2 separate regions of the Homo sapiens genome follow, and region 1 is linked to region 2. Evidence: read pairs that join two places in POLR2A ChIA-PET (ENCODE). Cell type or tissue: PC-3. All regions are shown on one strand. Each heading gives the region's core, and the rest is flanking DNA. Links, peaks and the distances in the headings are about the cores only. Region 1 overlaps KAT6B (lysine acetyltransferase 6B). Region 2 overlaps SAMD8 (sterile alpha motif domain containing 8).

What was found. ChIA-PET counts read pairs that join two places held together with the same protein. Peaks named below come from ENCODE experiments on the same cell type or tissue, not always from the same donor. Only the 100,000 strongest peaks of a DNase experiment are listed, where the experiment ranks them.
Region 1: POLR2A ChIA-PET joins it to region 2 with 11 read pairs; 2 of 35 experiments call an interaction of 5 or more read pairs at or near these places.

The regions. Positions count from the first base shown.
Region 1 is chr10:74,828,349-74,842,129 of GRCh38, forward strand. It overlaps KAT6B (lysine acetyltransferase 6B), which reads left to right. Exons shown (of 18, transcript NM_012330.4): 2 at 10,335-10,404. Among named protein-coding and RNA genes, the nearest start is that of KAT6B, 8.6 kb to the left of the region's middle. In PC-3, for the core only: no CTCF peak of the experiment used is centred there; a DNase peak (open chromatin) is centred at 5,053; H3K27ac peaks cover 396 bases.
Region 2 is chr10:75,180,006-75,196,344 of GRCh38, forward strand. It overlaps SAMD8 (sterile alpha motif domain containing 8), which reads left to right. Exons shown (of 6, transcript NM_001174156.2): 6 at 1-2,118. Among named protein-coding and RNA genes, the nearest start is that of VDAC2, 23 kb to the right of the region's middle. RefSeq lists a silencer at 13,865-14,065. In PC-3, for the core only: a CTCF peak has its summit at 8,070 (motif pointing right); a DNase peak (open chromatin) is centred at 8,096; H3K4me3 peaks cover 151 bases; H3K27ac peaks cover 615 bases.

The DNA of each region.
Region 1 (13,781 bases), core at 1,053-9,052, 350 kb before region 2:
AGAGCATATGAGGGCCCCTCCTATATGGACAGAAGGTGGAAATAGCAAATGGAAATTAGTTGTGTTCGAACAGTCTTAGTTCTATGGGGCCCCAAGAAGGTTTTTTGTGTTTTTTTTTTTTTAAAGTGCATTCTTCCTGTCTTACTTGTATACCCTAGATTTTTTGGCATAGCCTTGAAATAAAACACTCCATTTTTTTCTTACTCATAAGTTCTTTTTTTTTTTTTTTTTTTTTTTGAGACGGAGTCTCAGTCTGTCGCCCAGGCTGGAGTGCAGTGGCGCCATCTCGGCTCACTGCAAGCTCCGCCTCCCGGGTTCACGCCATTGTCCTGCCTCAGCCTCCGGAGTAGCTGGGACTACAGGCGCCTGCCACCACGCCCCGCTAATTTTTTGTATATTTAGTAGAGACGGGGTTTCACCGTGTTAGCCAGGATGGTCTCGAACTCTTGACCTTGTGATCTGCCCGCCTCGGCCTCCCAAAGTGCTGGGATTACAGGCGTGAGCCACCGCGCCCGGCCATTCATAAGTTCTTTACACATTTATCAGAATGAATTTGGACAGTATTTTATGTTTTTAAGAAGGAAAGGATAATGCACATGTTTTTTCTTTTCCGAGAACTTCTACTGAGAGTTAAAGGTTGGAGTGGTGAAGTGATGGTTTAAAAAAAAAAAAAAAGAAAAGAAAAGAGAGAGACAGAGGAAGATTTTAACATTAAAAGAGGAATTTAGGGAATGGCTGATGGTCATGACACGGTCGGCAGAGGAAGTTTTGCTTACTAGCCACACTTAGGCTTCTGAGTAGAGTGGATATTATGTCATTGCTATTATAGCATGTGTTTATTTCACACACTGCTTTTGAAGATTGGGTGGAAACTGTCAGATGTGAGGCATAGCATGAATGAAAGGTAAATAGCATGAGTATTAGAAAGTAGATGAGGAAGTTTAATAATTTTAATGTGCTTCATAAGCTCTCATGGACTTTCACGTATCAATTAGTAAAAGACGTAACTAAGTGATCTGGCTTTCAGTCTCCTAGTTCTCTACAGTGTACCCTCAGTTTTCCACGTGCTTACACATGCCTACATTTGTACTGAGAGAAAAGGAAATAGTTTTTTTTTTTTTTTTGAGACAGTCTTGCTCTGTTGCCCAGGCTGGAGTGCAGTGGCACGATCTCGGCTCACTGCAACCTCCACCTCCTGGATTCAGGTGATTCTCCTGCCTCAGCTTCCCGGGTAGCTAGGATTACAGACATGTGCCCAGCTAATTTTTGTATTTTTAGTAGAGGTGGGGTTTCGCCATGTTGGCCAGGCTGGTCTCAAACTCCTGACCTCAGGTGATCCACTCACCTCGGCCTCCCAGAGTGCTGGGATTAAATAAATAGTTTTATGTGGCTGGGTGTGGTGGCTCACGCCTGTAATCCCAGCACTTTGGGAGGCCGAGGTGGATGGATCACGAGGTCAAGAAATCAAGACCATCCTGGCCAACATGGTGAAACCCCATCTCTACTAAAAATACAAAAAATTAGCTGGGCATGGTGGCGGGCGCCTGTAGTCCCAGCTGCTCAGGAGGTTGAGGCAGGCGAATCACTTGAACCTGGGAGGCGGAGGTTGCAGTGAGCTGAGATTGCACCACTGCACTCCAGCCTGGCGACAGAGCGAGACTCTGTCTCAAAAAAAAAAAAACAAAAAAAAAAGAAAAATATTTTATGTAAGTAGGGATGTGTAAGCTGTAGTGATCAGTCTTTGTTGCAGAATGGTAAATGATGCGTGGATGAGAGAAGTGGGGTGATGGGATATTTCTTCCCTTTAATGCCTTAATTTGCATTTCCAAAGCACCTTTAAGCATCTTTTTATAGAACTCCCATGATCTTCTGATACCTGTCTTCTCGCAGACCCCAGAAAGAGAATACACCAATTTTCGTATCATCTATTCCATTGTTGCCGAATATTTGAGTTGTTTCAAGTTTGGGGCAATTGTGAACAAAGCTGCTATGAGCATTCCTATACCTGTCATCTGGTGCCCATGTGCACAAGTTTCTCTAAGGTATACACCTAGGAATGAAATTGCCGGTTTATAGCTAGGGTGACCATTTGTCCTGGTTTTTGCTTATTTTCCCAGCGTAACTGTAACACTTTTAGTTTTCAAAAGTATCTAGGGTTAGATGATGAATTGTATGGTCACCTAGTCATAAGGTATGCTTGTCTTCATCTTTACTAAGTACCAAACTCTTCTAAAGTATTGTACCAGGTTACACTCCCTCCAGCAATATATGAATTCCCTTGCTTCTCGCCCTCTCCAATCTCAGCCTTTTTAGCTTTTATGATTTTAGCCAATATGGTAAATTTTGCGTTTACCTGATTAGTAATCAGATTGCACAGCTCTTCATATATATATATATATATATATATATATATATATATATTTTTTTTTTTTTTTTTTTTTTTTTTTTTTTTTTTTGAGACGGAGTTTTGCTTTTGTCACCCAGGCTGGAGTGCAGTGGCGTGATCTTGGCTCACTGCAACCTCTGCTTCCTGGGTTCAAGCGATTCTCCTGCCTCAGCCTCCTGAGTAGCTGGGATTACAGGTGCCCACTACCACAACCAGCTAATTTTTTGTATTTTTAGTAGAGATGGGGTTTTGCCATGTTGGGCAGGCTTGTTTCAAACTCCTGATCTCAGTTGACCCGCCCGTCTTGGCCTCCCAAAGTGCTGGGATTACAGGCGTGAGCCTCTGCACCCGGCCAGCTCTTCATATACTTTTTTAGCCATTTAGATAGCCTCATTTATAAAGTTCTGTTCAAGTCTTTCCCACCCTGCTTTTAAAAGTTGGGCCTTGTATCTTTTATTGCTATTTAGAAGTTCTTTATTTACTGTGAATACAAGTCCTTTGTCATGTGTGTGTGTTGCAAATACTGTGGCTTGCCTTTTCACTCTCTTTATGGTGTCTTTTAATGAACAGAAGTTCTTAATTTTAATGGAGTCAAATTTATTGGTCTTTACTTTATGGTTAGTGCCTTTTGTGTCTTGTTTTAAGACTTTTCCTACCCTGAGGTCAATAAGATATTCTCCTATGCAGTACTATCTTTTTAAAGCTTTGTTGACCTTAAACAATGTATAACTATGAGTAAAATACACTCTTCTTGACCCCAGCCTCACCATTACAATCTATTTTTGCTTTCCTTCACTTTTTTCTGTTCTCTGTCTTGAATTTTTACTTCTCTGCAGCTATAACTAAGAGCCAGGTGCTGACTTCTCCTGTCTCTTAGGAGAAAATGGTCATATAGACAGAAGTTCAGCCAGATTAGATTTTACAGGTCTCCAGCTGACTGTATTGCCCTTTTTCCTTTTATGAGCTAGCATTTTATTGTGTTCCTGCTATGTGTCTGCCATCATCCTTGCTGCTTTCATATTTGTTATCTCAGTGATTCCTCTTAACGGTTCTGTAAAACAGAGAAGTATTCTCATTTTTACAGAAGAGAAAACAGAGACTTAGATTGATTTAGTAGCATGTCCAATATCCCCTAGCCTAGGTAGCTAGCAGAATGGGGACTGGATCCCTGACTCTGATACTTCCCATCACAGCACACCTACTTGTTGATTAAAATGTCAGAAACCTGTTTTTTGATAACATCCAAAACCAAAAAGAATAACTTTCTTACTCTTGATGTAACATGCCTTAAGTAAAGCACACAAAGCTAACTATTGTGAAACTGGATAAAATACCTCTCTGTATATAGCCAGTGGACCTTAAGTGGTCCATGGCTGGATGACAGAAGGTCTGTTAACCCTTAAAAATGTATACCAGTGTATATGGGTACATGTGCTTATTTTTTAGAGTAGAGCTATAATATTTATGAAACTCTCAAAAGGGAACCTGAATTTTTCAGGGTATCTGGATATCTGGTCTGAAGACATCTGTAATACAGTTAACAAAGAATCCTGTAATAATCTCTCTTTCAAAAGAATCATAAAAAAGTTAAGATGTCAGATTTTTCTCAGCCAGGTGCAGTGGCTCATGCCTGTAATCCCACTACTTTGGGAGGCTACAGTGAAAGGATCCCTTGAGCCCTGGAGTTCAAGACATGCCTGGGCAACATAGGGAGACCCCCGCCTCTATTTTTATTTATTTATTTAGATTTTTTGGTATCTTCATTTTATCTTATTTATTTTGTTGAGATAGAGTTTTGCTCTTGTTGCCCAGGCTGGAGTGCAATGGCGTAATCTTGGCTCACTGCAACCTCCACCTCCTGGGTTCAAGCAATTTTCCTGCCTCAGCCTCCCAAAGAGCTGGGATTACAGGCATGCGCCACCACGCCTGCTAATTTTTTGTATTTAGTAGAGATGGGGTTTCACCATGTTGGCCGGGCTGGTCTCAAACTCCTGACCTCAGGTGATCCACCTGCCTTGGCCTGTCGAAGTGCTGGGATTATAGGCATAAGCCACCAAGCCTGGCCTTGTATCTCTATTTTAAAAAGTTTTTTAAAAATCACATTTTTTGGCCGGGCATGATGGCTCATGCCTGTAATCCCAGCACTTTGGGAGGCTCAGGCAGCTGGATCACAAGGTCAGGAGCTCGAGACCAGCCTGGCCAACATGGTAAAACCCCGTCTCTACTAAAAATAAAAACAACAACAACAAACAAACAATGGCATGGTGGCATGTGCCTGTAATCCCAGCTACTCAGAAGGCTGGGGCAGGAGAGTCGTTTGAACCCGGGAGGCGGAGGTTGCAGTGAGCCGAGATCACGCCATTGCACTCCAGCCTGGGCAACAGGGCAAGACTCTGTCTCAAAAAAAAAAAAAAAAAAAAAAAAATCACATTTTTTCCCTTAATACATTATTCTCGGTCTTTGTCATCAAAAACCAACTAAAGCTAATTTGTAATTAGGGAGAAATCTAGGATTGAATAGGAATTTTTAAATGCCAAAAAAAGACACTCTAAATTTAGTTGATTATTTCTTAAGTGAAAGTGCTTAGTTATAATACATCATTACTAATCAGTGTACCCTGGCTCCAAAGACCTGATGACTTCAAATGACTTTTCATCTTGTCTCTAAATTCCTCTGTTTTACAAGGGATCAAATTTCCTGTGAGGTTCCTAACAGTGTGATTAAATTTTAGAGACTGAAACTATTGAGCACTTAAATGCAGGGATAACTATGCAAACCTAATTCATGGGTTTCACCAGGAGATTTGGGACCTGTCTCTACTAATTTATGATGATGATGTTGAAACTAATCTTTGCTAGGGATTATGGAAACCATAATAGTTTATTGATGGTTCAGTTATTGTTTGTTGAAGCACATTTACACAATTATAGTTTAATGACATAACAAGGATATTGTCAACTAGGAGAGCATGACATGAAAAATTAAACTTGCAATTAATATAATATGTATTAGTTGAAATGATAATTTTTATGGTGATTTAGCCTCTTAGAAATCCTTGGAAAACATTATTAGCTTATGAATTGAAAACTCTCTTTGTTAATGAGTAGTGGGAAAGAACTTAGTGTTACTCTAAAAAGATGGGGAATTAAATATTCAGTTCAACCAGCGTTTTATTGAGTGCCTGCTCTGGGCTTGCTGCTGAGTTAGGCTCATAAATATAAGTTGAACAAGATTGATGTTTGCAGAGATGAAATACTGGTTGCTTTTGTTTTTTCTTTCAATCACCCTTCCCTCCAGAGTAGATGGCTACTATTGCCAGAGTGATTCAAACATTCAACAGGTTTGTGTGTGTATGTGCATGCCCTTCCCTGTGCATTATGGTGTCACCTGCTCCTGCAGTGGCTTCCTATTCATCTGTCACGTTCACACACCACAGCTTGGCTTTTTTCACAGCCAACTTTATTTCTGTTTTTTTTTTTTTTGAGATGGATTCTGGCTCTGTTGCCAGGCTGGAGTGCAGTGGCGCGATCTCGGCTCACTGCATCCACCACCTCCGGGGTTCAAGCAATTCCCCTGCCTCAGCCTTCCGAGTAGCTGGGACCACAGGCATGCACCACCACGCCTGGCTAATTTTTTGTATTTTAGTAGAGATGGAGTTTCACCATGTTGGCCAGGATGGTCTCAATCTCCTGACCTCGTGATCTGCCCGCCTTGGCCTCCCAAAGTGCTAGGATTACAGGTGTGAGCCACTGTGCCTGGCCTATTTCTGTTTTTCATTTTTAAATTATATTTGTCTTTTTTAGAGACAGAGTCTTGCTCTATTGCCTAGGCTGGAGAGCAGTGGCACAATCATAGCCCACTGTGGCCTCAACCTCCTGGGCGGCTCAAGAGATCCTCTTGCCTCGGTCTCCCGAGTAGCTGGGTCTACAGGTGTACACCACCACAGCCACCTAATTTTTTATTTTTGTAGAGGTAGGGTCTTGTTGTGTTGCCTAGGCTTGTCTCGAGCTCCTGGCCTCAAGTAATCCTCCTTCCTTGACCTCCCAAAGTGCTGGGATTAGAGGCATGAGCCATTGTGCCTGGCCCAACTTAATTTCTTTATCCCTTTTGAGCATATACCTGTTCTAGTCAGGCACATGGACTTGGTGTCCCTTTTGTTTGACAGCTCATTCTTAGCTTCTGTTATTTCACTTTGATTTCCTTCATTCATTCCCCGATACATTTATTTAGCAAATAGGCATTGAAACCCTCTTATGATCAAGTTGTGGTCTTGGGAAATCTTAGGGTATACAAAGATGAATCAAGCATGAATCCTGTTTTTAAGAATTTTATAGTCTAGTAGGGGTGACAAGGTTAATACACAAGTAAGCATAATACTAAGTGGGAAATGAATGTCAAAACAGTAAAAAAGCTAAAAGCTTCCTGTTAGACAAAGATGTTTGGGGCTTTTGAGAAGTTGTTTGCACTGGGCCATGAAGGATTTGAATTTGGGCAGAGGGACGGTGGGGCACTTATCCAGGCTCAGCATTATCTTTCAAGGTTCAGTTTCAGTCCCATCCATCCAAGAGATGTTCATCCATCCTCCACGTGGTTTCAGCAAGGTAGTATAGTCACAGTTGTTTCCAGACTTCTTCCTTCTGTAATCAGAGGAACACTTCCTTTAAAGCGAATCTTATGGGGAAGACAAATATATGTAAAACAGTTAAAGTGGAGCTGCACTGTTGGGTTCAAGGTGCTGCAATGGCCCAAAGTTTAACCCACAAGGGGTACCTGAAGGTAATACCCGAAGTAACTCCTTGTCACAGAGATCTAAAGAGCCTAGTTTGAAAACCTCTGGAGAGACAGAAAGAGTTTGGGCTTTGGCATCTGAATTAAAATCCTTCATGACTTAATGGCTCTGAGATCTTGGCTAAGTCAAGCCTGTTTTCCTTTTGTAAAAACAACAATGCTACCTTACAGAGTTGTTTTAAAGTTTACTGATAATCTATGTAAAGTACCTGGACCACAGTAGGTGTCAGGAAATGGTTGGTATTATTATTATTATTATAGTTTAGTGCTTTGTTATTTCTTTTTTTTTAAACAATTTATTGAGGTGAAACTCACATAACATAAAATGAAAAAACCATTAAAAAGTGAACAAATCAGTGGCATTTAGTACATTCAGTGTTGTGTCACCACTGCCACTATCAAGTTCCAAAACATTTTTATTGATCCCAAATAAAACCCCTTACCCATTAAGCAGTTTCTCTAGATATGTCCCTGAGACTCCACCAATCTGTGTTTTGTCTATGGATTTATCTATTCTGGATGTCTCATATGAATGAAATTATATGATGTGTGGCCTTTTGTGTCTGGCTTCTTTCACAGCATAACGTGTTTGAGGTCCATCTACATTGTAGTAGCATGTATCGAAACTTCATTGCTTTTTATAGTTGTATAGTATTCTAGTGTATGGATATACCACAGTTTATCTGTTCATCTGTTGATGGACATTTGGGCTGTTTACACCTTTTGGCTACTGTGAATAGTTTTGTTATGAACATGGGTGTACGTGTACTTATTTGAGTATCTGTTCTCAATTCTTTTGAGTCTATACCTAGAAATGGAATTACAGAACCATATGGTAATTCTGTGTTTAACTTTTTGAGGAACCGCCAAACAGTGCTTTGCTATTTCTTAATTGCTTCTTATATGTTCTGTCTCTAGCTTTGCTTTGTATTCCCCATAGTACCTACCACAGGGCTGCATGCAGGGAGCATCAGCTCGCTAAATATTTGTTGGTTTTTCTTTGATTAGTATTTATAACCTCACCTCCCAGTTCACATGTTTTGGGCCTGAAGCATTGATTTCAGAGGAAATAGATGCATCCAGGATTTGAAAGATAAGAAATATCACCATATGGATGGCGTTTCATGTTGTCAGACAACAGATATTTGTTAACCAAGGACACTATTTTGAGCAACTCTGCCAATAACCTGAGCTGGGTGCTGATAGAAGAAAAATAAGTCAAGGTCCCTTCCCCTAAACAGTTCTGTTCTGTTTCGGAAGATACTGCTTAGATTTGTGGATGCTCACTCAGTTACACAATGGGCTTTGAAAAAATCCAGGTTTTCCAACAGTGATCCCTTTGGGGAAAAAAAAGAAAGAAAAAGCCAGGACTTATGAAAGTAAAATAGTTAAAAATAACTGTTAGCAAGTAAAACTCAGGATGACAAAAGTGTAAACTCTATTATTAATCTTTGTTTTTTTCTACCACTGTTTTTTGCCTCATCCATAATCTCATGACTTGAGTGTTATGACATTGATTTTGAAACAACACACACAGCTTTAGTAAAAGCTTAGAGGAGGCCTCGCATAATACTTATGATCCAGGATATTTTGACTCTTCTTATGCTGACATGAATATTTCTGAATAGTGTTGATGTTTATGTAATACCAGTGAAGCTAAAAGCTCAGTGCTGGACTAAGCATTTCTCTAGATATGTTTAGAATATTTGTAATGAATGATGTAAATAGTGTTATATTATAAGACCGTATGATACAACCATATAATTTACTGATATTTTGTAGTTAAAAATAAAATGATTCACAACCTTAGAAAATAGAATAATTTAATTTGATGTAGCACAAATCCCCAGAATTAATTTAGGATGATTTGCTACCTTTTTGATAGCCTTTTAGTCCAACCTTCAAGTTTTTATAGAAAAAAAATGAAAAGAGAATAATGATTTTAGGGTTTTCGCTTGTGATAGAATGTCCTATCTACATGTGAAGCAAATCCCCATGCTCTGAAAAAGAGAAATAGTGTGGATAATTCCAAATCAGGAAAAAAAAAATCATTTCTATTTGGCTTTTGAATGAATTATGCATTTTTTTTTCCTGTGGATTTGTCTTTCCAGTTAGATACTGCTTAGGCTAAAATGAAATTGGTTTTCAATCTATTCTCTTGCTTATATGAATTTACAGTGGGGCCAGTGGGATGTTGGAAACAAATCAGCCTAAGATTAAAAAATTTGCGGTGGATAATATACAAAGTGGATAATATACATGTGTTTAGTTGAGAATTGGCTACAGATAAGAGACTTCTGATTTTGTTCCTCTCCTAGCTGTGTATTTTTTTTTTTTTTTTGAACACTGTGATTCTGCTTGTAGCAAAGAGCTGCTGAGTTACATCTGCTTCTGCCTAATTAACTCTGTTGGTTGGTGTCAGATGAGAGCTAATTTTGAGATTAAATCGAGGAGTGGGGTGTGTGTCGTGGCTGGGGGAGGGGAGAAGGAGGATCCAAGGTTGCTTGATTGTTTTACGTAAGATCAAAATGCAGTTATTCACAATTGTTCTTTTAAATTTATTTTTTGCTTTTCAAGTAAAAATAATCACTGCTGTCCTAAAATGTGACTTGTGTCAATACATATTTACTATTATGTAAACTGGTACGTTTTTCTTGTAGGTGAGCTTATTGGTCATATCTGGGTAGTCCATTCAGTACCTAGGTGCCTGGTGGCCTTTGGGACAAACAGCGAATGCTGCCCAGGAATGTGAATGCTGACCTTAAAACAACTTTTGACTGTCTTTTTTTCTGATAAATGTTATATCTGTTTGGCTATTTGAGTAGTAGTGGGTTTTTGTTTTTGTTTTGTTTTTCCATGATGAGATTTTTTCTTAGGAATCTATCACAAACCTGATTTTTAAAATTTGAACAGGTCTGGGCTTAGGGATGAAATTTACTTCTATAGGCACTTGGCTGGGTCCTTGGGGCTTCATTTTCTGTCTCAAGTTTCATATTTATAAGAATCCTTCAGTGGTCTAAAAGAATTATTATATCACCAAATGTAGTATAATAACTCATTGGAGCTGTTTGTCTTGAATGGTTGTGGAGATACACGGATGGTTGCTGAATTTAAGGATGTCCTTATGTCCAAATGAACATTTCCTTTTTTCTTTTGGCAGATTTGCCTGAAGACCTGGATAATCTCCATTTTTGTCATGGACTGTTAAAACGTTTGAAGTTCCAATTCTGGTACTTTCCCTTATTTTATTACATTTTTAAGGTATAAAATGACAATCTTATTGAAATGTGTTGGTAATGGATATAAACAATTGTTTTATGGATATAAATGATTGTGGGTAAAGATTTGTGGGCTGGGTGCAGTGGCTCACGCCTGTAATCCCAGCACTTTGGGAGGCCGAAGTGGGCGGATCACGAGATCAGGAGTTTGAGTCCAGCCTGGCCAACATGGCAAAACCCTGTCTCTACTAAAAATTCAAAAATTAGCTGGGCGTGGTGGTGGGCACCTGTAATCCCAGCTACTTGGGAGGCTGAGGCAGGAGAATTGCTTGAATCTGGGCGGTGGAGATTGCAGTGAGCCGAGATCATGCCATTGCACTCCAGCCTGGGCGACAAGAGCAAGACTCTGTGCCCCCCAAAAAAAAAAAAATGATTGTGGTAAAAGCTTGTCATGAAGGTATATTTTAGGTATCTATTAGTTATGAAACACATTTTTTTTTTTTTTTTGAGATGGAGTTTCGCTCTTGTTGCCGAGGCTGGAGTACAATGGCGCAATCTCGACTCACTGCAACCTCTGCCTCCTGGGTTCAAGCGATTCTCCTGCCTTAGCCTCCTGAGTAGCTGGGATTACAGGCGCATGCCACCATGCTTGGCTAATTTTTTGTATTTTTAGTAGAGACGGGGTTTCACCATGTTGGCCAGGCTGGTCTTGAACTCCTGACCTTGGGTGATCCACCCGCCTTGGCCTCCCAAAGTGCTGGGATTACGGGTGTGAGCCACCACGCCCGGCTATGCATTTTGTTTTAATGTACGTTCGTTTGCTTGTGTAACAAAACACCTAAAAGCAACTTGGCAATATTGGGCACTTTTCCTGTGACCTCTTCTACTTTCTGCAGTTGTATTTTGTGCAATCAAATTAAATTAGTTGTGATTCATCCTGAATAAATGATGAAAGATTAAATAATTACTTGGATACAGTGAAATATCTTCTAATGAAATTTTGCCCGAAACCATTTTACTTGGGAAAGATCAATTTCCTGTTCTAAACTAACTGACAGAGAATGATTCTGTGTTCTATCCTGAAAGTGGTTGCACTGTGAAAGCCAGTGATTTCATTCCTAAACACACTGTGTTCCAAGTCTAACATTTTTGTCAAGGGTTTATATAATGAAACAAAAGTGAGTACTTATTAGATTTGTAGATGACATAGATGACAGAATCAAGATTCAAAACAATCTTTAGCAGGTTGGAAGATAGGCTTAAATCAACGAGATGAAATTGAACGGTAATAAACGTTAAATTGCAGCATTTCAATTTGCAGAAGGAAAGGGGTGGAAAGACTCAACTTGACAGCACTTTTTGAAAAAAGATCTGGGATTTTTAGTTGGACTGCATGCTCACCATGACCACTTGTGTGGCAGGGGTATTGAGGAAGTTCCTGTAATTTGGGTTGCATTTATAATTGGATAATGCCTGAACTGTCATATTTTAAGATGGCCAATAGCCAAACTAGTGAGCAACCAAGAGAAAGTGGTGCTTTGAAACAATGTGATATGTGGAAGGGTTAAGAAACTGGGATATGAGTGGTCTAAGTTATGGCTGGAGGTAGCATGGGGTTTTGTCGTTAGTGGTTTTCAAAAGGTACTTGTTTTTGGACATTTGAAGGCCTCTCATACTGAAGAAATACTAAGAATTGTCTTGGGATCCTTCCAGGGAATAGGACTAGTTAGGAATAGGAATAGGGTCGAAGTTATGGGGTGGCAGATTTTTGCTTCTCTGAGCAAGAAATTTAGCTAGAGCTGTGCAACAGTGGGGTGAGCTGCCTCAAAAAGTGACAAATTATCAATCACTGGAAGTATTTTAAAAATGTAAAGACTCATTGCCCATCTATTTGGGATATTGGGCAGGGATCTTTTATTGGATAACTAGAGGTTGGACTGGATGACCTTCAGCCCCAAGTTTCTGAATCTGAGGGGAGAATGAGTAGAGTGAATTTACAGCTTACTGATCACAGGGACAATCTTGTTTAAATTGCCTCCTTTAAGGTGGCATTTTGGGTTGGCATTTAAAACTGTACTGTTTGAACAAGTATAGTTCAATGACCCAGCTGTTTTTCAGCAACATTCCAGGATCTCTGAGAGCAAATACTATATTCTTCAGTATGTCTGGCTAAAGTTTTTAAGGAAAGATATTATTTTCTTCTCTTAGGTATAGTCTGTCTAAATAAATAACCAGAGATAACTTTAATTTTGTATTTTGTTATAAAAATTTCAAAGTATATAGATGTTGCATTTGATGAAAGTGATAACTATATATTGAATATTAGATAATGTGTTTATTTAATCCTCTCAGTAGTCCTGTAAGGGATATACCAGTATTGCCTACAAGTAAAGTGATGGAAGCTTAAGTTATCCAGGGTTCCTCCACTGGACATTGTGGTAGGGCTGGGGTTCAGACCCAGGTTGGTCTCTTTGCAGAGGCAGAACTAGCTAGAGCAGGCAGTTGTGGCTCAGGTGAGAACAGTGATGGACTTAGTTGGATTTTAGAATTGGCTGGGCACAGTGGCTTACACCTATAATCCTAGCACTTTTGAGAGGCCGAGGTGGGCTGAGGTCAGGAGTTTGAGACCAGCCTGGCCAAAATGGCAAAACTCCATCTCTACTAAAAATACAAACATTAGCTGGGTGTGGTGGCACATTCCTGTAATCCCAGCCACTTGGGAGGCTGTGCAGGAGAATCGCTTGAACCCAGAAGGCAGAGATTACAGTGAGCTGAGATTGCGCTATTGCACTCCAGCCTGGGTGACAGAGCGAGACTCTATCTCAAAAAAAAAAAATTAATAAAAAAAATTAATGATGTTCGACCCTTTAATCTGTTATTGACTCTTCCCTTGGGTGAATTCCATCTTCTCCCGAGCCTCAGTTTACCCACAAAGTTCTGCAGTTTAAGTGACAAGTTATATGTGAGCACACTCTGTACAGTTTAAACTATAAAAAGAATTAAGAAGTGGATGTTATCATTGGACACCAAGATTAGAGCTCAGGTTTGGCCCAATTCCCAGGCCAAGGCTCTTTCTCCTTGTAGCCTCTTTGTAGATGTACTCAATACCAGATTGGAGATCTAGGGTGGTTTTTGTATATACCAAGCATCTCTCAGAACAAATGCCACTGTCCACCTGGAATCAGATTTGTATATATCTTCTTTGTACTGAGCTGTTTAATGAGCTAACTGGGTATTAAGATAACTAGAATGCTCTACTACTTAAAGGTGAAGGGTTATGTTACTGTATTATTTTCAGTTTTCCAATTTGTGGGTTAGAGGGTATCATAGACCTCTGTTAAAGGGATGGGGATGTGATTCCATAGAAGTAGCTAGATGGGAAGTTTTTT
Region 2 (16,339 bases), core at 3,906-11,905:
TTTTTTTTTCTTTTCCTTTTTTTTTTTTAAAGACCAGGTAGGGTAGTGTTATTGAAGGGTAATTGAAGAGTGGTAGAGAGTAAGAGGTTTTGAAGGAGGCAGGTTTGCTGTTATCACAAAATAATTTGGGGGAAACCTTTCGTGGCTGTGCTGCAAGAATTCTTTATGTGGCTATCCTCTCCATAGTTTTCTGACCAGAATTGCAAGGGCAAAAATAGAACTTCTAGCTCTATTTATTTGTATCCTTTGAAATCAGAACTTATCCTTAGAACCAGTCAGTTAAATAATGCGGACTATGCCTATAATCCCAGCACTTTAGGAGGCTGAGGCAGGCAGATCACGAGGTCAGGAGTTCGAGGCCAGCCTGGCCAATGTGGTGAAACTCCGTCTCTACTAAAAATACAAAAATTAGCCGGGCGTGGTGGTGCACGCCCATGCCTGTAGTCCCAGCTACTCGGGAGGCTGAGGCAGAAGAATCGCTTGAACCCAGGAGGCGGAGGTTGCAGTGAGCCGAGATACTGCCACTACACTTCAGTCTGGGTGACAGAGCGAGACTCCATCTCAAAAAAACAAAACAAAATAAAATAATAATGTGGGCTATTCAGAAGAAAAAGTCAGTGACAGAGAGACCAGAACCCATTGGATCAAGAGACCTGCAGGGATTATAACTCTTTACTCTGTGAGCAGCGGTGTTTCGTGCCCTGTCTCTGCCTGTGTGTTTTTACTAAGAATTCCAGAAATCCTGTAATTTGTAAATGGGAAACAGAGGAACCAGATTGTTTTATAGCTGATAAGAAACAGTCTGTTTTAGAAACATCTGTTTGGAAAGTATTACTCATGTATTCACAAAGTCATATTTATAACACTAGTCTTCTTTGACTGTATTCAACAAAAGGCAGTTTCACCATTAATTTCATAGTAAGCTTTTTTAAAGGATTCTAGATCTAAATTGCCTAAGAATGTTAACCACATTCTTGTTTTAAACTCTCTAATTTAATAAATGTAATTATTTTATAGTCTTTTATAGACTTACATTTTCTTCATACTAAAGGTAATGATAATATAGTCATTTGCCAGTACTTTAAGGTATTCAGGCATTTGAGACAAGAAAGCTGTCTTGTAGAATAGTCCAATTGCTTTCTTAAACAGTACTGGTTTCATTTAGACAGTTTCTAAGCCAGCAAAGGTGTCAATTTTAATGCCAACTTGACAGTTTAACAGTTAGTGTTTGTAAGCAGTTTAGCCTGAATTATCCCATACTGCTGTAGAGGAGAATTGTTAGTAACATCAAAGGTCAGAATGCTTCAGGTGACTAATAAGAATGGAAAGAGACTGAGTAGGTTTTTTGTTTCTTTTCCCTGTCTTTGAGTAACTTTGAATGACTAAAATTAGTATGAAACTAGGTTTTGGACCCCCTTCTCACCTCACCCGGATGTAATGCCACCAATTTCAAATAACTAAAATGTGACCAATTACTTTGCTTCAAGTTCTATACAAATATCTCTGAAATCTGTAAGCCATATTTCAGCTATTCTGGTTTTTATAATACATTCTACCCTAAATTAACCAAAGGACTTTTTATTCAGTGTATTCCATGTTTCAGCATAAGGAAAGTTTGTGCCTGATATGGCAGGAGAAAGAACACTATGGTAATTTCATTGTTACTTCAGGTCTCTTTCAATCTGAAGAACTGGGTTGTCTGGAGAATTGAACATAGCCAAGCAATATTATCAATTAGTAATGTCATCTTAAAAATGTTCACTTTTACTAAGTTTTATTCAGAGGATCTATGTATTATTAGAAAAATGAAGTATTTCTGACATGGAACAAAGAAAGTGGAAACTGGTACTTAATGGGGGAAGCAAAATTAGCTGGGACTAAAACGGACATGTTTTGTTTTGTGAATTCTACCTAAATGTCTCTCTATCCACAGAGAAACTAGTATTACTTGAAGATGTGAAAGTTCCTGTGGTAGCCATACCTTGAAGCACAGTGTTTGTACATAAGTAAATATCTTGATTCTAAATTAAATCCAGATTTAACTAATATATATTATTTTATATCTTTGTTGTATTAAAATGTTTAAAAACACTAAAAATAAAACATTTGAAAGTTGGATTACAGTTTCTTATTGAAATGTCTTTGCATTATTAATGGAGCTGGTCAGTTTTTTATATAATGAATTTTAGTTTTTGCAAATGATTGGCCAGGTGTGGTGGCTCACGCCTGTAATCCTAGCTCTTTGGGAGGCCAAGGCAGGCTGATCGCTTGAGCCTAGGAATTTGAGACCAGCCTGGGCAACATGGTGAAACCCCGTCTCTACAAAAAATACAAAAATTAGCCAAGTGTGGTGGTGCGTGTCTGTAGTCCCAGCTACTTGGGAGACTGAGGCAGGAGGATCGCTTGAGCCTGGGAAGTCGAGGCTGCAGTGAGCCGAGATGATGCCACTGCACTCCAGCCTGGGTGACAAAGTGAGACCCTGTCTCCAAAAAAACAAGCAAATGATTGAGCTCTGCAACTTTAAATCTGTGGAACTTAGTCCAGAACTGTGGAGTAGTTAGAATGCTAAGCATTGTCACAGGTACAGGACCGTATCAGCTTGATCCGCAACTGAACTTGTCTTCTTGATCACTGCTAATATGTAGCCTCTGTAGCGCTGGCCCAGCTAGTCTTTTTGAGAACTCTGGGAAAAAAATAGTCCAGAAGAGACCTCAAGGAGCTTGGTGGAGTAGAAAATGCACTGGGTTTAGGCTCTGATGACCTGGGTATGAGTTGTGTTTCTGACACTGATTAAGTTTTTCTTCAAACCTCCACTTAACCTTATTTAAGTGGAAAAAAGTGCCTACCACATAGGTTGTATTAAGGGCCAATTTATGAAAGTACTGTAGCCTTGCTCACGGAGATGTTAAGATGAGGGTGCTGAGTTAAGAGAGTGCCTCAGAGGAGCTCAGTTGCCACCTTCAGCTGGAACTTTGAAGATGCACAAATGATAGTTTTAAGGCTTCTGGTAGAGTAGCATGACATTTAAATGCCGTATATTCTCAGTTCACGGGGCTCCCATGAGAGCCAGAAATACAGAACCACCAAGACCTGCTCATATTCCAGCTTTAGGAGCCCTGGGTCACATTATGAAGTGAATGTCTGTACCTGATGGGTTTTTTTGTTTTTGTTTTGTTTTGAGACGGAGTTTTGCTTTTGTTGCCCAGGCTGGAGTGCAGTGGCATGATCTCGGTTCACCGCAGTCTCCACCTCCCAGGTTCAAGCGATTCTTCCGCCTCAGCCTCCCAAGTAGCTGGGATTACAGGCATGCGCCACCACACCCAGCTAATTTTGTATTTTTGGTAGAGATGGGGTTTCTCCACGTTGGTCAGGCGGGTCTCAAACTCCCAACCTCAGGTGATCTGCCTGCCTCAGCCTCCCAAAGTGTTAGGATTACAGGCATGAGCCACTGCGCCCAGCCTACAAACATATTTTTTTAATTTTAAAGGTTTACATTATTTTACTCCAATTGTAGCATATACATATATATGTACATATACATGTGGTTTCATACCTTGCTTATTTCACTTAACATGTTCCAGTGCCTTCCAGCCAAGGATGAAGGACACACCTTAGTTGAATAAGTTGGGTTTATTGTTTGTTATAATGGAGAATACACACCATGGGGAGTTGTGGGGCGTCTCAGTGGGAAGGTGTTGGAAAGGATAGGATGTGGGCTTGAGTTATGCAGCTTCTGGGGAAGGTTTAACTGAAGTGGGAATCTGTTCTGATTAGATGGGGGTATTTCTATTATTGAATATCTTAATATATCTTAACAAGGCAGGAGGAGCTGGGTGTGGTGGCTCACGCCTGTAATCCCAGCACTTTAGGAGGCTGAGGTGGGCGGATCATGAGGTCAGGAGATCGAGACCAGCCTGGCCAACATGGTGAAACCCCGTCTCTACTAAAAATACAAAAATTAGCTGGGCGTGGTGGTGCACACCTATAGACCCAGCTACTCGGGAGGCTGAGGCAGGAGAATTGCTTAATCCACACCATTGCCAAAGCAATATATTACAGAATTTTTTTATGTTTGCCAATTTTATAGATTTTATTTTATTTATTTAGTTTTTTGAGACAGAGTTTCGCTCTTGTTGCCCAGGCTGGATGCAATGGTGCTGTCTCAGCTCACTGCAACCTCTGCCTCACGGGTTAAAGTGATTTTCCTGCTTCAGCCTCCCAAGTAGCTGAGATTATAGGCACCTGCCACCATGCCCTGCTAATTTTTGTATTTTTAGTAGAGACAGGGTTTCACTGTGCTGGCCAGGCTGGTCTCAAACTCCTGACCTCAGGTGATCCACCCGCCTCAGCCTCCCAAAGTGCTGGGATTACAGGCGTGAGCTACTGCGCCTGGCCTAAATTTATAGATTTTAAAATGATATCTTAATTCCCTAGCTACAAAAGTAATCTTCAAAAGTGTTTCTTCTTTTTTTTTTTTTTCTGAGACGGAGTCTTGCTCTGTCGCCCAGGCTGGAGTGCAGTGGCGCGATCTTGGCTCACTGCAACCTCCGCCTCCCGGGTTCACGCCATTCTCCTGCCTCAGCCTCCCAAGCAGCTGGGACCACAGGCGCCCGCCACCACGCCCGGCTAATTTTTTGTATTTTTAGTAGAGATGGTTTTCACCGTGCTAGCTAGGATGGTCTCGATCTCCTGACGTCGTGACCCGCCCGCCTTGGCCTCCCAAAGTGTTGGGATTTCAGGCGTGAGCCACCGTGCCCGGCCCAAAAGTGTTTTTAAGATACAGGGCGCGGTGGCTCACGCCTGTAATCCTAGCACTTTGGGAGGCGGGCGGATTGCCTGAGCTCAGGAGTTTGAGACCAGCCTGAGCAACACGGTGAAACCCCGTCGCTACTAAAATAAAAAAATTAGCTGGGGTGGCAGCGTGCGCCTGTAGTCCCAGCTACTCGGGAGGCTGAGGCAGGAGAATTGCTTGAACCCGGGAGGTGGAGGTTGCAGTGAGCCGAGATCGCGCCACTGTACTCCAGCCTGGGTGACAGAGCGAGACTCCGTCTCAAAAAAAAAAAAAAAAAGTGTTTTTAAAATAGTAAAATGATAAGGAAATTGGTGGAGTGGTGACAACTTGGTATACAAAACTTTCTAGAAGACTAAACTGCCAACTATGACTTATTAAAGACCATATGACTGTAAGATGTTGAGGGGGAAAAGAAATGATTTTCCAATTATACTTTTTAATCTTTTTTTGTGTGTGTGGAGATGGGGGTCTCACTATGTTGGCCATGCTGATCTTGAACTCTTGGCCTCAAGCGATCCTCCCACCTTGGCCTTCCAAAATGCTAGGATTATAGGCATAAGCCACTGTGCCCAGCCAGGAAGATGATTTAGCAGATTGAGGAGTGTTTCTCCTGTTTAATTTTTAACATAGTCTTTACATTGGCCATCTCTTGTCATTCAAAAGTAGCATTTTTTTCTGATCATTGTCTTCCTTGAGCACCTGTAGGAGGCTAAGTCCTGTCTGGCCCAAGGGAAAGGCCAGAGGACTCAGTTGCTCTCTGTTTTAAAGTTCTGTAAAGAGTCATGTTGATACTGGTCTGCCTGCAGTAGCTATTTTTGGCCCTACCATCACCTGGAAGACCTTCCAAAGACCCAGCTTTACCTGTGGAGGGCTTCATTATAGATGTGTGAGATCTGAGCTATGGAAGATGTTTTGAAAGAATATTTATTAAACATTTATTGGGTACCTATTCTATGCCAGGCACTGTTTAAGTGCTAGTGGTTCAGTGGTAAACAAAACAAAGCCCCGGCCTTCAGGAATCTTACTTTCTAGACAATAAACACATATATGAGAGAGAGAGAAAAAAAAGCATTCCTGGCAGTTGTCAACTAGTAATTGACCTGGGTACAGTGGCATTCTCCTACTGAACATAAGCAATTCTATAGAATATCATCATCAGATGAGGACCCTGCCTGGCTGTAATGGATCCTCTTCACTTGTAATCATGCCTGAACAGCAATAAAGACACTGTGCAGCCATAAAAATAGCCATACACGCCGCTCCTGATTAACATGGGCAACTATTACTTTGTTCCTTCATAAGAATTAAGATTCCGAATTGCCCCAGGTTTCTGAAAGCACTCAATCCAGAGCAGCACCCTACTTGGTTGCTTTCCTAAACCTTCCTTAAGAACACCTAACACAAGCCCAAATCCTGTACCAGCCCCACCTAACACTCTCTTACTGAGATTCCCCTCCCTTCTCCAGGTGTTTAGTCTTTCTCGCTGCAGGAAGTTTAATTAAAAACCTACCTTTGGCTGGGTGCAGTGGCTCACACCTATAATCCCAGCACTTTGGGAGGCCGAGGTGGGTGGATCATTTGAGGTCAGGAGTTCAAAACCATCCTTGCCAACGTGGTGAAACCCCGACTCTTACTAAGAATACAAAAATTAGTCGAGCATGATAGTGCACACCTGTAATCCTAGCTACTTGGGAGGCTGAGGCAAGAGAATCACTTGAACCTGAGAGACAGGTTGCAGTGAGCCAAGATCATGCACTCCACTCCAGCCTGGAGGACAGAGTGAAAGTCTGTCTCAAAAAAAAAAACAAAAACAAAACCTAACTTAGCTTTACTAAGGTGTGCTCCTGGTGATATTTAGCTAGCAGAAATTGCCTTCAGGCAGCCCAAACAGCTATGACAAAAAAAAAAAAAAAAGAGAACAGCTAAAAGGATAGAGTGATAGGGAATGCTCACTACTGAGATAGCACTAACGGAAGTCCTTCTGCAGAGGTGGCATTCGAGCAGAGGCCCTGGATGAAGTGAGGGGCCATGTGGGGCAGAGGGAATAGCAATTGCACAAGCCTCTGGAGCAGACTTGGCATGTTCTACAAACAAAAAAGAGTTTGGTTTAAGAGTAAACAAGTGGAAGAGTCATTGAAAGTGGGTCGGGCGCAGTGGCTCATGCCTGTAATCCCAGTACTTTGGGAGGCTGAGGCGGGTGGATCACTTGAGGTCAGGAGTTCGTGACCAGCCTGGCCAAAATGGTGAAACCCTGTCTCTACTAAAAATACAAAAATTAGCCAAGTGTGGTGGCAGGCACCTGTAGTCCCAGCTACTTAGGAGGCTGAGGCAGGAGAATCGCTTGAACCTGGGAGGCAGAGGTTGCAGTGAGCCGAGATCGTGCCACTGCACTCCAACCTGGGCGACACAGCAAAAACTCCATCTCAAAAAAAAAAAAAAAAGTGACTGAACATGAACTTAGAGAAGTAGCTAGGCTCTAGTCTTACAATCCTTGAAGGTCCTGGTGAAAATTTAAGTTTTGCTTCAAGTGACATGGGAAGCCATTGGCGGATTTGGGTTTTGTGCAGGGGAGTGACTCACATCCCCACCTCACATCTCCATTGTAGCTGGAGTGACATGTGTAGGCCAAGGCAGAGAAGGCCTCCCCCACCCAGCTCTTTCTGCGTAGGCCAGTTTGCCTGGCCCTGGACCTTGAAGGTTTCATCAAATGCTTCTGGGTGCTTTATTAGGAGCATGGAAGAATTGAAGGATGCTCAAGGAGACGAAAGCTGCAGCAGAGCCAAAGGAAAATACAGCGTGATCTCAGAAGTGCTGCAGTGGGACGAGGCAGCCCTGGATAGAATGGCAAGCAGGATTTTTTTTTTTTTTTTTTTTTTTTTGAGCTCTGTCACCCAGGCTGGAGTGCAGTGGCGCAATCTCGGCTCACTGCAAACTCCGCCTCCCGGGTTCAAACAATTCTTCTGCCTCAGCCTCCCGAGTAGCTGGGACTACAGGCGCCTGCCACCACGCCTGGCTAATTTTTTGTATTTTTAGTAGAGACGGGGTTTCACCGTGTTAGCCAGGATGGCCTCAATCTCCTGACCTCATGATCCGCCCGCCTCGGCCTCCCAAAGTGCTCAGATTACAGGCGTGAGCCACCGCGCCCGGCCGGAAAGCAGGATTTTTAACTTTTCTTTGCTTAAATTTTTTATTTTTTTAATGCACAGGCTGACAAACTAGAGTTATGAGAACCTTTTTTTGGTTCAGAAGTCAACCTTTGCTGTTGGTTACCAGCAGAGGGTGCCACAAACCTCCAGCAGCCCTTGTGCCTTTGTCACAGGAAGTCACTGGTTTGAACAACATAATAGGTGTGCATCAGAATCACCTAGCTTGTTAAAACACATTGCTAACCCCTACCTTCCGCCTAAGTGGGAGGAATTTTTATTTCTGACAGGTTCCCAGGTGAGGCTGAGGCTCCCAGTCAGACTGGTTCTTCCTCAGGAAGTGATCAGAACCCCCTGAAGAGCCTTTCACCAACACCCACAGCTTGAGGCAGCGTCCCCCAAAGGCATTTCAGAACAGGCTAGAGTGAAGACGCAGGTGTTCCCCAAGCTCCTGGGTTCCCTCCTCCCTCCCCTGGGCTGTTGTGAAAGTACTGAACGCTGTAAATTAGTAATCTCCATACAGATGATCACTGCCAGCATCTTAGCTTTTTATTCCTCCCTCCTATGCTTTCATTTTGGTATCTAATTGTGCATTTTTAGTGTATAGAAATAGAAGGGTTTTTTTGTTAGTTTGTTTGTTTTGGACAAAGTCTTACTCTGTCACCCAGGCTGGAGTGCAGGGGCGTGATCTTGGCTCGCTGCAACCTCTGCCTCCTGGGTTCAAGTGATTCTTGTGCCTCAGCCTCCCAAGTAACTGGGACTACAGGCGTGCGCCACCACACCTGGCTGAATTTTTGTATTTTTAGTAGAGATGTGGTTTCACCACGGTGGCCAAGGCCGGTCTCGAATTTCTGACCTCAAGTGATCCACCTGCCTTAGCCTCCCAAAATGCTAGTACTACAGGCATGAGCCACCGTGCCCGGCTAGAAATACAATTGATTTTTAATTGCTGGCCTTTTAACCTGTGACAGTGCCAAAGTCATGTTCTAGGAGTTCTTTTGTAGATTTGTTAGTGTGTTTACATAGTCATAGACAATCACATCATTTCTGAATAGGAACAGTTTTATCCTTCCCCCTATTCCATCTTGAACTCTGGTTTCTCTGGTGGCCAGAACTAGATCTGCCGACCACATTCTGTCATGATATTTAGGGGCAGATAACACACTAGTTCACAAAGCAACTTGACAGTATTCTGAATCCTAGCAAAGACCACTAAGGACAATGAGGGGGAAAACATCTGAAATGATCAGGCCACTGTCCATGAAATGAGGGAGACCTAGCCTTGATGAAATAGTTTGTTCTCATTGGCCAGAGCTAGCGAGTGGAACCCCTACCTGCCCACAGTGGGGAAGTGCCTAGCCCTGAGCCTCACCTTGAGCACAGTCCTGCTTCTCTGAGCCAGAGTTCCTGAATGGGTCCAGTATCTGAGCTGTGGCATCCGAGGGGACTCTGAGGCAAAGCCTTGGGTGGAACAGGGCTTGGCAGAGGTGGAGGTGGCCCTCAGCCCACTTGATAGGTCAGTGGGAATCGGGAGCTGCTCTCTCGGAGTGCTTCAAAAGGAAGGCAGGAGACGGGGCTTCTGATCTAGGCAGCAGGGAGAGTGAATTTGCCCTTTCCTGGACAGTAGTGAAATGGGGGCAGATGGCGTCTGGCGAGGGGGTGGCAGTGTAATGTGTTTGCGCCCTCTCCCCCATACGCTGCTGGGCGTCTTCACAGAGAGGCACAGGGAGCATCGCCTCCCTTGGCCCAACCTTTGCCAAACCCCCATCCTGTGGACTGGCTTCCCGGGTCAGCTCACCAAGCAGCTCCTGTTTACACAGCTTCATCCACCCTCTGCTGCTAAACCTAAAGGTAGCCATTGTCTTCTCAAGGCAAATATCAGCAAGCCTTTGGCCTCCACTCTGGACTCAACCCCTCACCCTCTGCAATCCTTCCTATTAAGAAAGCCATCTAAAGTAGAAATGGCTGCTAATCTCAACTGCCACACTCTAATGGGGCTTGGCTTTCAAGGGGAAGACCTGGGTTCTGTCTCTTAGTCATGATGTAATGGGACTGTGTATGAGGTCAGGCAAGTCACCAAACTGCACTGTCTCAATTTCCTCCTTTGATATAACGCATGATAATATTTGGAAGGCAGATAGCATAGTGGTTTAAGGACACAGACTCAGAAGCCAAGTGCCTGGATTCAAATCTTGGCTCCCCCACTTACTAGCTGAGTAACCTTGGGCAATCACGTAACCTCGCTTTCTCTCCGTTTTGAGGTGATTATAGTACTTACCTTCATAGGGTTATTCTGAGGATAAAATGCAAAGGATGTAAAGTGTTAAATATTATTATTATAAATGTTAAACATTGCTATTATTAGCATATTTTAAGGATATTATAAGGACCTACTGAGTTCATATTATAGAAGTACTTTGAGGCCAGGCGTGGTGGCTCACGCCTGTAATCCCAGAACTTTGGGAGTCCGAGGCGGGCAGATCACCTGAGGTCAGGAGTTTGAGACCAGCCTGACCAATATGATGAAATCCCATCTCTACTAAAAGTACAAAAATTAAGCTAGGCGCGGTGGCTGACACCTATAATCCCAGCACTCTGGGAGGCCGAGGCAGGTGGATCACCTGAGGTCAGGAGTTCCAGACCGGCCTGGCCAATGTGGTGAAACCCCGTCTCTGTTAAAAATGCAAAAATTAGCTGGGCATGGTGGCAGGCACCTGTAATCCCAGCTACTCGGCAGGCTGAGATAGAATTGTTTGAACCCAGGAGACGGAGGTTGCAGTGAGCCGAGATCATGCCACTGCACTCCAGCCGGGGCAACAGAGCAAGACTCTGTTTCAAAAAATATATACAAAAATACAAAAATTAGCTGGGCGTGGTGGCATGCACCTGTAATCCCAGCTACTCAGGAGGCTGAGACAGGATAATCGCTTGAACCCGGGAGGCAGAGGTCGCAGTGAGCGGAGATCGCACCATTGCACTCCAGCCTGGGCGACAAGAGTGAAACTCTGTCTCAAAACAAACAAACAAAAAAACCCTTCTCTCTTTTTTTTTTTTTTGAGATGGAGTCTCACTCTGTTGCCCAGGCTGGAGTGCAGTGATGCAATCTCGGCTCACTGCAGCCTCCGCCTCCCAGGTTCAAGTGATTCTCCTGCATCAGCCTCCCAAGTAGCTGGGATTACTAATTTTTGTATTTTTAGTAGAGATGGGGTTTCACCATGTTGGCCAGGCTGGTCTCGAACTCCTGACCTCAAGTGATCCGCCTGCCTCAGCCTCCCAAAGTACTGGGATTACAGGCATGAGCCACTGTGCCCGGCCTAAAAAAAACCCTTCTCATTGGTCTCCTGTATCTTGAAAAGCCTAGCTCTACTGCATAAAGAGGTCAGAGTGTATTTTTCCAGTCTTCTTGGATGGCATCCATTTCCATAATTCCACACTGTTTTGAAGTCTTTTTTTTTTTTTTTTTTTTGAGAGGGAGTCTCGCTCTGTCACCCAGGCTGGAGTGCAGTGGTGCGATCTTGGCTCACTGCAACCTCCGCCTCCCGGGTTCAAACAATTCTTCTGCCTCAGCCTCCCGAGTAGCTGGGACTACAGGCGCGTGCCACCACACCCAGCTAATTTTTGTATTTTTAGTAGAGACGGGTTTCACCATGTTGGCCAGGATAGTCTCGATCTCCTGACCTCGTGATCTGCCCTCCTTGGCCTCCCAAAGTGCTAGGATTACAGGCATGAGCCACCGCGCCCAACAAAGTCTTTTTTTTTTCTTTTTTTTCCCCACCAATACTTGCTATTTAATTAGTCTTTTGGTTTGGAACAAAAGGTAAAGAATTCATAAATGCCACCAACTAAGCACCTGTTTCAAATAAAGCATCAGTATTCAGCTTGCAAAATAATTTCTTTATAATTAAGCAAACAGTGCCAAAAGACCCACGTCATTTGCTTCTTTCTTCCTGGAGAAGTGGGCAGGAATACTGCATCCTAGTGGACTCTCTGTGTTCAATCAAGTCCTGAGTTGAGTTTTGTTTCCCTTTCGAGATGACTATAAAATCACCTAAAGGTCAAGGAAAATGGTCTTCCTATGATAAGGAAGTTTTGCTTTAGTGTAGATGACCACTCTCCTGTGTAAGGTAGGGAGGGAGAATGTTCCGTTCCTTTCCTCTGCTACATATCTTCTTTCTTCTTCTGCATGAGATGAAAAAATTACTCTGCCTTCAGTCCAGCAGATGCACTCGGCTCCCCAGAGGTCAGCGCACCCCAAGCCCAGAGGCCGGCTGGCCTCGGCACGTCTCACTCCACTATCTTCCCTCCTCCCTGAACTCTGTTTACACAAGGCTGGTCTTGGCTCTGAGGCTGCTAGATTTTAAATGCAATCTCACTGGTGACTCACTGGTGCATCGTCATTTGGCTTTGCCTGGAATTAAGTGGAGCAATGCAAATGATTTTTACATTTTTCAATTGAGAAATCACAATTTTTTTTTTTTTGAGACAGGGACTTGGTCTGTCACCCAGGCTGGAGTACAGTGGTGCAATCATGGCTCACTGCAGCCTCAACTTCCTGGGATCAAGCAATCTTCCCACCTCGGCCTCCTGAGTAACTGGGGATACAGGTGCACACAACCACACACAGCTAATTTTTTTAAAATTTAATTTAATTTTTTTTTTTTGAGATAGAGTCTCGCTCTGTCGCCCAGGCTGGGGTGCAGTGGCGCAATCTCGGCTCACTGCAACCTCCGCTTCCTAGGTTGAAGTGATTCTCCTGCCTCAGCCTCCCGAGTAGCTGGGACTACAGGTGCACGCCACCATGCCCAGCTAATTTTTGTATTTGTAGGAGAGACGGGGTTTCACCATGTTGGCCAGGCAGGTCTTGATCTCCTGACCTCATGATCCACCTTCCTCGGCCTCCCAAAGTGCTGGGATTACGGGTGTGAGCCACTGCGCCCAGCCCACGCAGCTGATTTTTAAATTTTTTGTTGTTGTTGTTAGAGAAAGGGTCTCACTTTGTGGCCCAGTCTGGTTTCAAACTCTTGGGCTCAAGCGATCTCCCTGCCTTGGTCTCTCAAAGTGTTGGGATTACAGGCGTGAGCCACTGCACCCAGCCAGCAATCATATTTTTAGACATCTGCCTATGGCCCAGACAGAGTAACAGGGATGAGATTTACTCTTTTGCCTCATCAATGCCCCCTAATTTGTCACTGAGGCCCTAAATATGATCCTCCAGATGCGATATGGGTCTGGTGCTGAGGACAGCCAACCCGTGCTCTCCCTTGACCTGGACTGGGCATATATGGGTCATGACATGGCTGGGGATATGGGCTAAGCAACACCTGGGGGTCTATGTCTTATTTCATGCTTGTAATTTCATGAGGAGGTAGAACTTGAGCAGGCACTGTCTTGCGTAGGTTCCAATCGGGCCTTAGCTGACCTCTCCAGCCTGGTCTTGCTGGGTAACCTTCTCCCCTAATATCCCATCCATTGTCATTTTCATTCTTGCCATATTGTTTGCAGCTGGCTAAATATGTCTTGCAGTTGCAGTATCAGGCCCGAGCACCTTTCCTTCATGTGCTGCCCTTCTTCTCCCTGTCTGCCAAACACATTCTCCTTTTTTTGAGACAGACTCTCGCACTGTCACCCAGGCTGGGGTGCAGTTGGCACGATCTCGGCTCACTGCAACCTCCGCCTCCCCGGTTCAAGTGATTCTCCTGCCTCAGCCTCCCAAGTAGCTGGGACTACAGGTGCCCGCCACCACGCCCAGCTAATTTTTGTATTTATAGTAGAGACAGAGTTTCACCATGTTGGCCAGGCTGGTCTCGATCTCCTGACCTCGTGATCCACCCGCCTCAGCCTCCCAAAGTGCTGGTATTACAGGCGTGAGCCACTGTGCCTGGAGCATCCTCTCTTTTTTTAATAGCCCATGGTGCAACTAAATATATCCTCCTTTTTTTTTTTTTTTTGAGACTAGAGTTTCCCTGTGTCACCCAGGCTGGAATACAGTGGTGCTATCTTGGCTGTTGGCCAGACTGGTCTCAAACTCCTGACCTCAGGTGATCTGCCTGACTCAGCCTCCCAAAGTGCTGGGATTACAGGCGTGAGCCACCACGCCCGGCCTTATGGCCTCCCCACCCTTTTTTTTTTTTTTTTTTTGAGACTGAGTTTCGCTCCTGTTGCTCAGACGAGTGCAGTGGCACGATCTCTGCTCATTGCAACCTTCACCTCCCGGGCTCAAGTGATTCTCCTGCGTCAGCCTCCTGAGTAGCTGGGATTACAGGCACCCACGACCATGCCCGGCTAATTTTTTGTATTTTTAGTAAAGACGGAGTTTCACCATGTTGGCCAGGCTGGTCTCGAACTCCTAACCTCAGGTGATCTACCTGCCTCAGCCTCACAAAGTGTGGGTATTACAGGCGTGAGCCACCGCCCCCAGCCGTATCCCCCATTTTTAAGAATCCATTCAACGCTGAAGCCTTCATGAAGCTCCCTAGGTGAACTGACTCCTCTAACCCCACTGTCCTCTGTTCATACAGCTATCCTTGTACCTACAGCACTTTACAATACTTGCCCATTGTTCATGTCTGTCTCCCTTTCTAGACTGTGAGATTGTTGACTGTTACTTAGACCCCAGCACAGTGTCTGACACATTACTAGTTCCTTAATAAACATTCATAGAAAGGAGGGAGAAAGAATGTGTGTCACAAAATATGAAAGAATAGGGCCGGATCCCCAAACCCCCACCCCTGGAAGAACAGCCCATGCAAAAGCTAAGTATTTCTTTCCAGTGATGGGTACAATGATTTTTTTTTTTTTTTTTTTTTTTTATTGTTTTCCTTTCTTTTTTGAGACAGGATCTCCCTCTGTCATCCAGGCTGGAGTGCAGTGGCGTGATCATGGTTCACTGCAGCCTTGACCTCCTGGGACCAAGTGATCCTTTTCACCTCAGCCTCCCAAGTAGCTGGGATCATAGGCACATGGCCACAAAAAATAATTTGGTCTATTTTTTGTAGAAACGAGGTCTCACTATGTTGCCCAGGCTGGTCTCAAACTCCTGGCCTCAAGTGATCTTCCCACCTCGGCCTCCCAAAGAGCTAGGATTACAGGTGTGAGCCACCGTACCCAGCTGGTACAATGACTTTTGATTTTATGCTAACAGAGCCATTGAGGCATTAGTTGGGACTTCACTAATTTAGAGGGAATGACAAGATGGATAGTTTATTTTAAACCATTTATAAACACAGGGTTCATTAAAATACTGATTGTAAACAAGAGCAAGCATTTCAAGTAAACTTAAACACTTGATGAGTAACCCTTTCTATATAAACAATGGATAGACTGAATTAGGAAATATTCTCATCTGTTCATTAAAGCATATTTCCCTTAAGATCTACACAGAGGAGCAATTTATTAGCATAGTTCCACTAGATTCCTGAGGTAATAAAATGGAGTTTCTTTAAATATACTTTGATTCAGACAAACCAACTCTTGTTAACTGGACCTAGTCATTCTGAATTAACTATGCTTGAAGTTCTTGGCACTGCAGAGAGCAGAGTGATTCATCTAAATGGTGTATCTTTGTAGCTTGTCTCATAAAATTGCTGGAAATGCAGATAAATCGATGTTGTTTTGGAGGTGACGGTGGCGTCCCTGGTACATTTTGGCCTCTATATTTGAATTTCATAAACCCGGTGGCTTTCTACTTGTAGGGCAGCTGTGGCAGCAGCCTCAACTCTCAACAAGAACTCCTCCTACCTTCCCCTCCTCCAACCCCCCAAAAAAACTACAACCACAAAAGCCCACATCTGTATACATACACATACACGTAGAACTTCCCTGTTACATAAGGGCTTAAATGAAGAAAAACAGAGACTGGTCATGGAGGATCATCCAGTTAGAACAGAAGAAGGATCCTGTGGGGAGGAGACCTTGCTACACATGAGCTCCCTTACCTATAAGAGCGAGGAGGTGGCCGGTGCGGTGGCTCACACCTGTAATCTCAGCACTTTGGGAGGCTGAGGCGGGTAGATCACTTGAGGTCAGGAGTTCGAGACCAGCCTAGCCAACACGGTGAAACCCCGTCTCTACTAAAAACACAAAAATTAGCCGGGTGTGGTGGCGGGCACTTGTAATCCCAGCTACTTGGGAGGCTGAGGCAAGAGAATCGCTTGAACCCGGGAGGTGGAGGTTGCAGTGAACCAAGATGGCGCCACTGCACTCCAGCCTGGGCAATAGAGCAAGACTCAGTCTCAAAAAAAAAAAAAAAAAAAAAAAGAGCAAGGAGGCCTTTAGGGCTGGGCTATGCCCCCAAAGTAGGGCCGTAGGCATTTCTTCCTGCTGTGACTTACAGCTGGAAGTAAAATGTCCTGGTGCTATGGTTTCAAGGAACTAATGAGATTTTGGGAAGAGCTGGAGTAAGTGA